2 separate regions of the Homo sapiens genome follow, and region 1 is linked to region 2. The links are chromatin contacts, found by Hi-C or POLR2A ChIA-PET in ENCODE. All regions are on one chromosome and are shown on one strand. Each heading gives the region's core, a stretch centred on a gene start or an enhancer-like site at or near the end of the contact. The rest is flanking DNA. Distances are from core to core; before and after follow the strand shown.

Region 1 (4,061 bases), core at 147-2,646, 44 kb before region 2:
ATAGAATCATTTATTTGTCCAAAATAGCAAAAATAGGCCTATTTCACCCTTAAGAATTTGCAAATCTGATCAGTCATGATCATAAAAATGTGAATGGATTCCAGATGCAATCCATGTGGGCATGCTCTGTGGAACTAGCTATGCATCTTCAGCTTGAATGAACATGCGGCTGTTCATTTTCATCAAAACATGTCTTCTAAACTACCATAAATAAAATACACATGGAACAATTAAATCTTTTTCTTACAATAATTACTTTTACATTAAAAAGTCATCATTATCTTCAGATATATTGAAAATTAGGACTCTAAATCTTATTATTTCCCAGCCTTAGTTAACAATCTTGCACAGGCCCGATAATCCAAAATTTGGAGCTCTGATCTACACAGATTGGCAGGTTTCACACAGTTTGACAGGTAGGCAACTGTGAGATATGCATTTTAAAATTTAGCTTTTTCTATCAAAACAGTCTGAAATCTTTTAAAATCCCTACAGAGACTGTATTTGTGCAATGCCACAGTCATGTGGCTAGAAAGGAAAAAACAAAATACAGTCTGGAAGATTAACCACCGTCCAAGTTTTCTTGGTCTTCAGTTTAAACAATGATGAGCCCAGGAAATCCAATTAAATACAGTGCCTTAAATAAGAGAAGAGTTGGTCCTAGAATAATTTAAGCTACTAAACAGGGACTGTCTCAACCACGGGTGATTTGATGCACTCTTCATGCAATATGCTCTTTTCTGCAAGGCTCAAAGAATTTTCAGCAGGATGCTCTGAAATGTGACTGTCACCATTCAATGCAGAGACAAACCCTTCTTGGGAGGGGCCTTTCAAGTATGAGTGAAATTCCACTTGAGGGTGATTGGACCTGTGTTCAGGATATAAACTATTGCAGGGCACACCGCTATCATTTTCGGAAGAGGAGCAGCAAACGATTACAGAGGGGTTGGCAGCTGGGTAGTGGGAGGCACCATAGGCCTCTTCTGCTTGTCGGGCATAGTCAACGAATTGCTCCGGGGTCATGGTGTAAGGCACCAGCGAAAGGGTACCATTTTTGACAGTGTCTCTTTCAGAATAGTTCTCAGAGATCTGATTTGGAGTTCCTGGAATGTGGCTATCTATTTGGTAATACAGAGTTGAAGAGTTGGCATAAAAAGAAGCATTCTTTGCATGGCTTTCGTGAACGGCGGTGCCATCAGAATAACAAAGAACTGAAGGAAGAGGGACAACTTCGGCATGGGTGCCCAAACCTTCCACGAAGCCATCTCCTTTGTCATCATCGTCATCCTCCTCCTCCTCTTCCTCTTCTTCTTCCTCCTCCTCCTCGTCTGACTCACTAGGTGCCAAGCTTTGCGTGCTAGAATCTGTGACTCCGCTGCAAAAGCTGCTCCCATCCTCCTCTTCTTCCTCCTCCTCTCCTTGGCAATCTAATTCTTCAGCCGACTGCAGGTGCAGCACTGCAGCCTGGGGCTCAGTTTCAATCTCAAAACTGTCTGCGATTGAATATTCTACGGAGTGAGCGACAGGGCCCATAGAACTACTGTGAGCACTTATCTCACTGTGGCAGCCATTCAGCGTGGGGATTTGCTGCTCTCGGTTTTTCTCCAGTTCAAGTTTCATTATTGTGTGCAAAAAGTGAGTCCGAACACGGATAGGATTAAATTCAATTCTACCTGCTGTGTTACTACATCCTTCTTTAGTGCAGCCGCATGGGAAAGACATACGATCCACCTTGGAAGGAAGAACACAGATTAGCACCATGGAACTATTACAAACCAAATAAACGCCCAGAACTTTTCAGTAACTTCTTTGAATTAAGTAATCCATCCACTTAATTCCACATATGCCAGAGCAAATGACAACCAAACTTCAAATAGAAATGAAAAGGGGAAAGTGAGGGCTTAAAACATAAGAGTTAACTGCTTTTTATACCTATATTCAAAATAAAAATGGGTTATGGGCATAAGTGTGTATTTTCAGTTCACTGACCCACTCCATGGCTTTCTACCCTTTTTTCTGTATTCCCTACTTTCCCTTCCCTCCACTTCTTTAATTTTGCTCCCATGTTTTGAATGCTCCTGTCTTTCCCCCAAGTTCCTTTTCTTTCTGCTGCACCCCAGCTCTTGTGCCTGATTTTAAACAAGCAAACTTACTGTACTCCTCTCCACATGCTATTAATCTAACATATATGATGTACCCCATGTTAACTTTTCCTTTTGCTTTTGCTTATTATAAAGGTGCTTTTCCCTTTGCTTATTATAAAATGGACTTACACAACTTAGCATCATGCAACCTCACAATTTGCTCTCATTTGCTTACCTTCTTATTGTTTGGGGTGCTTGGTACATGGGTGCATGTGTGTGTACTGTACTGGAGCGCTGCAATGGATATGCACATTCATGACTATGACTGGGGGACTCATGTGTTTAGGTCCTGAGTCCCCCCTTCCCTCTCCATTCCATTAGATACAATCTTCTTGAAGGAAGGGCATGTACGTTTCATCAATATTCCAAAACTATTTTGGTGATTGGATACCGAAGATAGAGTGTTTGGGTTCAACAAGTGTTGGACTGACCTCTTCACTCAGGTGAGAGGTGGGGTTCTGGACAATCCAAGGGTATTCATGAGAGATTTACCAATTGTCTCAGATTCCACAGATTAATCTGTATGCAGACCAGAGTATAGGCAAGAGAAAAAAACTTGCTCTGCTTGTCACCTTATCCAGCCATGGAATTTCCTATGCTAAAGAAGAGAAGGCAGACTATTCTAATACAATCATCTTGGCCCCAGTAAAAAGTATAGCAGATATTAGAGCCAGAATTTGTATCTGTATTTTTTTTTTTTTTTTACTCATGAATCTTTCTGTGAACCCATCTTAAGCAACTGTTCAGCAGATAGGCACTGCCCTCTTCTTTTGACTACCTGAGTTGCTTTCCTTATTGAAAAAGCCAAGTTTCTGCATAAAATAGTGACACTAATCATAGCGCACCAATGACATTATAAATGAAGGGGGACCAGGAAATTATCTGATTGCCAGTCATCAGGGGTTGGTAAACTTTTTATTTGCAGAGGTCAAAGGAGTCAATATTTTATGCTTTGTGGGCCATATGGGCTCTGTGGCAACCACAATACTCAATTCTGCTGTAGGAGCAAGAAAGCAGTCATAGGCAATATGTAAAGAAAAAAATGTGGCTGTGATCCAATAAAACTTTATTTACAAAATCATGTGGCAAGGTCGGATTTGGCCTGTGAACTTATAGGGTGCCAACCCCTGACCTAGTTCGGTTCCTTCATTTTAGAGATAAAGAAAGTAACCCAGTGGGCCTGACTTGCCAATTTCATATAGTTGGCAAACAGCAAAGATGGAAGTACAATTTCATTTTCTGCAGTCTCAATCTAGTAATTTTTCCACTAATCCAACCACCTTTAATCAATCATCATTTTATATCCCATGGATGGATCAGAAAATACACACTCCAGTGTTAGGGATGTCATGATCTCCTTCAACATTGGTAAAAAGCTGAAATAAGGTGATATAATACAAGAATCCAAGATAAAATAATTTTAATTAACTCAGCTGCTACTTGGGTTGTCTTTCAGATTATATGTTATATGTATAAGCATTTTATGTATTCCCATGAATGGCCTTAAATTAGTCTTTCTCTCTTCCTGAATTATGTCTTTCTTCCTGAATTACATGTCTTGCCTTGCCAAAAAATTTTCTTTTACATGTGGGAAGCTTCATTATAGGTACCATGACTGCCTCCTTAGGGGGTGGTAGACAATGTCTTGTCTTTGGATGCCCTGAATTCCCAACCCTTACCTGGCACTTAATGCCAGCCAGGCTGCAGGTGCACGTGTCTGGATCACAGAACACTCGGCAGTCACAGCCACAGTCCTCTCGTGAGAGGCGGATGGCTCGGAGTTCGTGCTTTTCTTCCACGTCAATCTTTTTCACTCCAGAGGCACGCAGCAGAGCTCTTCGTTTTTTTGTTGGCAAAGGTTGTAGGAAGAAGTACTCATCTACCTCTGTGTTGTCCAGGTCAATGTCATCATCAGAA
Region 2 (3,808 bases), core at 706-3,205:
CCAAACCTATCTGGATCAGAACTGAGTATGCCATGACACCTGGGACATTGTGAATAGGAATGCTGGTTGTCTTCCATAGAGGTCAACCCTACTGCCTAGTGACTGCCCTCATTGCCTAGCCACCAGTCATGAACCAAATCTATGTGTTTTGCTCTAGCATTATTAAAAAAAATTAGTAAATGAACTAATTAATGCTTAATACTCTAATTATTTAAAAAATAATAAAATTGTAGTAGCATTAGCATGATGAAATTTTAGAATGGATGGAAACAATAACCATATTTTTGTTAGAATTAAGTTTTGCTAGAATTAAAATATGCATATGACTTACATATACAAATATTACATATGTATGTTTTTATAGTTACACACCTACTTATGTTAAGTATATGTGATTAATTTGTTCATTTAGTTCTAGTGAAGCCAAAGTTAGACATGGCAATAATGATTACTTGTTCCATCTTGAATGTTGATGCTATGGGTTATGAGAACTTAATGGGAGGAGATGGATCAGAAAAACACAAATATATCAATATTACTGGGAAAATATCTCAAGACACGTGTCTTATTGATGGAGTTAGTACAGTTATCCTCATATACAGGCCTCTGAAAACATACAGATCATCTTCCTATGTTATTCACTCAAAGAGAATCTTATCTATAAACTCCTAAATTATCCATTCATTCATCCAATTATGCACACATGCATTCATATTTATTTATTCACTGAATAAATATATATTAAGCACCTAGAATCCAGGCAATTTCTAAGTAGCTTCTGTGTAAGTTACCAATCTGCTTACATATGAATGTGTCACTTGCCATAGCTAATAAGAGCAAGAAAGGTCATTTGAGCCAATGGAAGAGATTGTTTCTCTTAACACTAATAGGAATACTATTAAAACAGTAGCATTCATTTACGTAAGTTTAAGAAACTGGGTTATAGCAATAAACAAGTTTCTTTACCCTTGGGTGTATTTCTTACTCCCCATGGTGTGTTTGGATATGTGAGCTTTGAAGCAGAAGCTGGTGGGGAGGTGAAGGGCTCTGCATCATGGTGGGAGTTGACTCTACAATTCTCCAGAGGAACAATTGAGGAGGGAAAGAAAAAATGGGTATGGAGCAAGGAAGGGTAGCACCAAAGAGATGGAGGGAAAGTTGCATGTTTGTCATGCACTGACTACCTGCAACTCTCAAATAGATGTTTAATCCTATAGAATTGTGTAGTTCTGGCCTACAACCCTGGTGAGCTGTACTGGCCTATGACTAAAGCATCTGTAAGCTTACTGTCCCTTTAACACAAAGACTAAACAAGTCTAGACTGGTTTTACCATCAGGTAAGATACTGCCTTTAGACAAGGCAATATTATATCATATGAAAACAATATAATAAATAAAATAGGGTATCGACATTTCTATTTGTCCTGTGTGCATGAACATCCTATGATAACATGTTCTTACCTGAACACAAATAATCCTGTTTCTGTCTCACTTGCCCTCTCCAAACGCTAACCTCTATTAAAGCACCTGATTAGCCCAGAGACTGTAGTCTCAAATGTACCTCTGGGAAGGAGGGTAAGGGTTTCCAATGACTTTGAATTTAAAGTTTTCCTTTAAAGCTCCTTCTTTTCCCAGGAGTAAAATGGAGGCAGGCTCTTGTCATCAAAAGGAATCAGATTGTCCTATGTGGTGTTGAGGTACATTTTTTATAAATATACAGAGAAAAGAATGAGTTTTGTCTAGGTTCTGCCCACTTGTCTCCACTATGATCTCAGTCAGCTTTTCAAACAGAAAATAAGAGGATGCCCTCACGGGCACCCCAGGGGCCCAGCCTGGCTGCGCACTTTGGCAGCTCTCCCACTCATCAGATCTGCTGCTGCAGGGCTTCTCAGTGTGTACAGCAATTCACAGAGGGAGAGCAATCAGCTCCCTCAGCTGAGAACACCAAGCCCGGAGCTCCAGGCTGGCTCCTCCCCAGCTGCAGTGTAAGTCTGGGAACACTCCCCTCAGGACTGCACTGGCTGGATTCAATAGCCTGCTGGGCCTAGAATGCATCAGGGACTGTTAGCACTCTGGGGAAATACCAAAGTGAACAACACAGGCTCCTTCCTGGACGAGATAACAATAAAGTAAGGCACACAGATGCACATCAAATAGCAAGGCAACCATACCAGTGTGAGAATGACTTTCCTCTGCAGGATGTACTGGAGTACTTTCTAGACACTAGAGTGTAATTGTTGTCACCTCCAGGTAGGTTTCTTCACCAGGTTGTAAGCAAAGAACATGCTTCACTGATCTTTAAATTATTAGCACCTAGCACAGGGCCTGGGTACTTCCTAATGTAATCTAGGTTGCTATTCATATCCCTTTCTCTGAGATCCTTTCCTTAACTTCCGTAAGCTATTTACTCATCCATCTTCTTTATTTCCTTTCTCTGTTTTATTTTTTCTGGAGTCTGTATCACTACTTGATGTTATGCATATGTCTGTTTCTTATCCATCTTGACCACCAGAATGTAACCTTTGTAAGAACAGGGCCCTTCGCCGGTCTTATTTACAACTGTATGCTGCATTCCTAGAATATTTCCTGGCAGACAGAACAGGTGCTCAATATGTGTTTTTTGTATGTTTTTCAAATAATGTTTTTCTGTGTGTGTTTTTTTTCTTTTTTTGGACAGGATCTCATTCCCATTGCCCAGGGTGGAGTGCAGTGGTGCGATCTCAGCTCACTGCAGCCTTGACTTCCCAGGTTCAGATGATTCTTCCATCTCAGCCTCCTGAGTACCTGGGATTACAGGCACACACCATCATGCCTGGCTAATTTTTTGTATTTTTAGTAGAGACGGGGTTTTGCCATGTGACTCAGGCTGGTCTCGAACTCCTGGGCTCAAGAGATCCGCCTGCCTTGGCCTCCCAAAGTGTTGGGATTACAGGTGTGAGCCACGGGGCTGGACCTCAAATAATGTTTTACAAAGATAGTCTATGAATAAATATTTGTAGAATAAATGAATTGGTTTAATAGCGTAACAGACATAAGGAGTGTTATGAAAACCCAATGAAGAAATTAATTTTGACTACTGAAAGATCATGAGAGGCTTTGTGCAGCAGGGTCTTGGAAGTGTGGGCAGGATTTCAACAGTTCAGGAAAGTACCCAGAGGTTGTAAGGGGAAGAACACATTCAGGGAGCCACAAATAGTGAATGATTGCAGAGGAGCTTCTGTCTATATTTTAGTAACTAGTTATATTTAACAGAAATTTATGGAGCAACTACTATGTGCCAGGCATTGTCCTCAGCAAGGAGGAAATGAGCAAAGCAGTAAGATGCAGCCCTAGTATTCAACATGTAATAGCTGAATAGGCTAGCATGGTTTCAAGCTTAAATCTTAGGATCAGGGGACTGGATTTTGTTCTGTGCTCAGTGGGGAGTCTTGGAAAGCTTGTGAGCTGGGAGATTGAAGTTCTTATGTGGAAAACAAAGAAAGGCATTAGAATGCTGAACAAAGCAAGACGAAAGAAGCTGCGATTTTCAGAAGAAATTGCTTTCGTTTTGTAATGAAAACATACCTAAATATTTTCCACACAGGTTCATAAGAAATCCTAGAAAAATAACAAAATCAAAATATTATCGATGCCAGAATTCGAGGCTTCACAATAGGCCATTACTTTCTTTCTTAAAGACAGAGACTATAAATCCGCTTACTCTAGGACTTTAGTGATCCTTATGCCAACATAGTTGTAGGTGATTTAAGTGATAGAAATAAACAATAAAAGACAATCTTGGCTGCCTTCCTTTTAGCAATAACATTAC

Evidence for each region. A loop is a pair of places that touch in the nucleus more often than their neighbours do. ChIA-PET counts read pairs that join two places held with the same protein, here RNA polymerase II (POLR2A). Pooled maps may share reads with other maps.
Region 1: a map of dorsolateral prefrontal cortex shows a loop between it and region 2 (2.9-fold over the local background). The contact joins two enhancer-like sites. A Hi-C loop is called at or near these places in 4 of 168 maps with a recorded cell type or tissue (Caco-2, dorsolateral prefrontal cortex, left cardiac atrium and 1 more) and 3 of 50 pooled maps. POLR2A ChIA-PET finds 5 or more read pairs at or near these places in 2 of 52 experiments (GM12878 and OCI-LY7).

What each region holds. Positions count from the first base shown.
Region 1 is chr2:165,676,371-165,680,431 of GRCh38, reverse strand. It overlaps CSRNP3 (cysteine and serine rich nuclear protein 3), which reads right to left. Exons shown (of 7, transcript NM_001172173.2): 6 at 3,824-4,061; 7 at 1-1,731. The coding sequence ends at 679. Among named protein-coding and RNA genes, the nearest start is that of GALNT3, 120 kb to the left of the region's middle. Within about 2 kb of position 1,396, at least 2 of the 41 ENCODE cell types and tissues checked have a DNase peak (open chromatin) inside an H3K27ac peak, as active enhancers do; they include dorsolateral prefrontal cortex, where a contact is called at or near this core.
Region 2 is chr2:165,633,203-165,637,010 of GRCh38, reverse strand. The region is part of intron 4 of CSRNP3 (cysteine and serine rich nuclear protein 3); the gene reads right to left. The region is part of intron 1 of LOC124906085 (a long non-coding RNA gene); the gene reads left to right. Among named protein-coding and RNA genes, the nearest start is that of GALNT3, 160 kb to the left of the region's middle. RefSeq lists enhancers at 1,377-1,955, 1,956-2,535. Within about 2 kb of position 1,955, at least 5 of the 41 ENCODE cell types and tissues checked have a DNase peak (open chromatin) inside an H3K27ac peak, as active enhancers do; they include dorsolateral prefrontal cortex, where a contact is called at or near this core.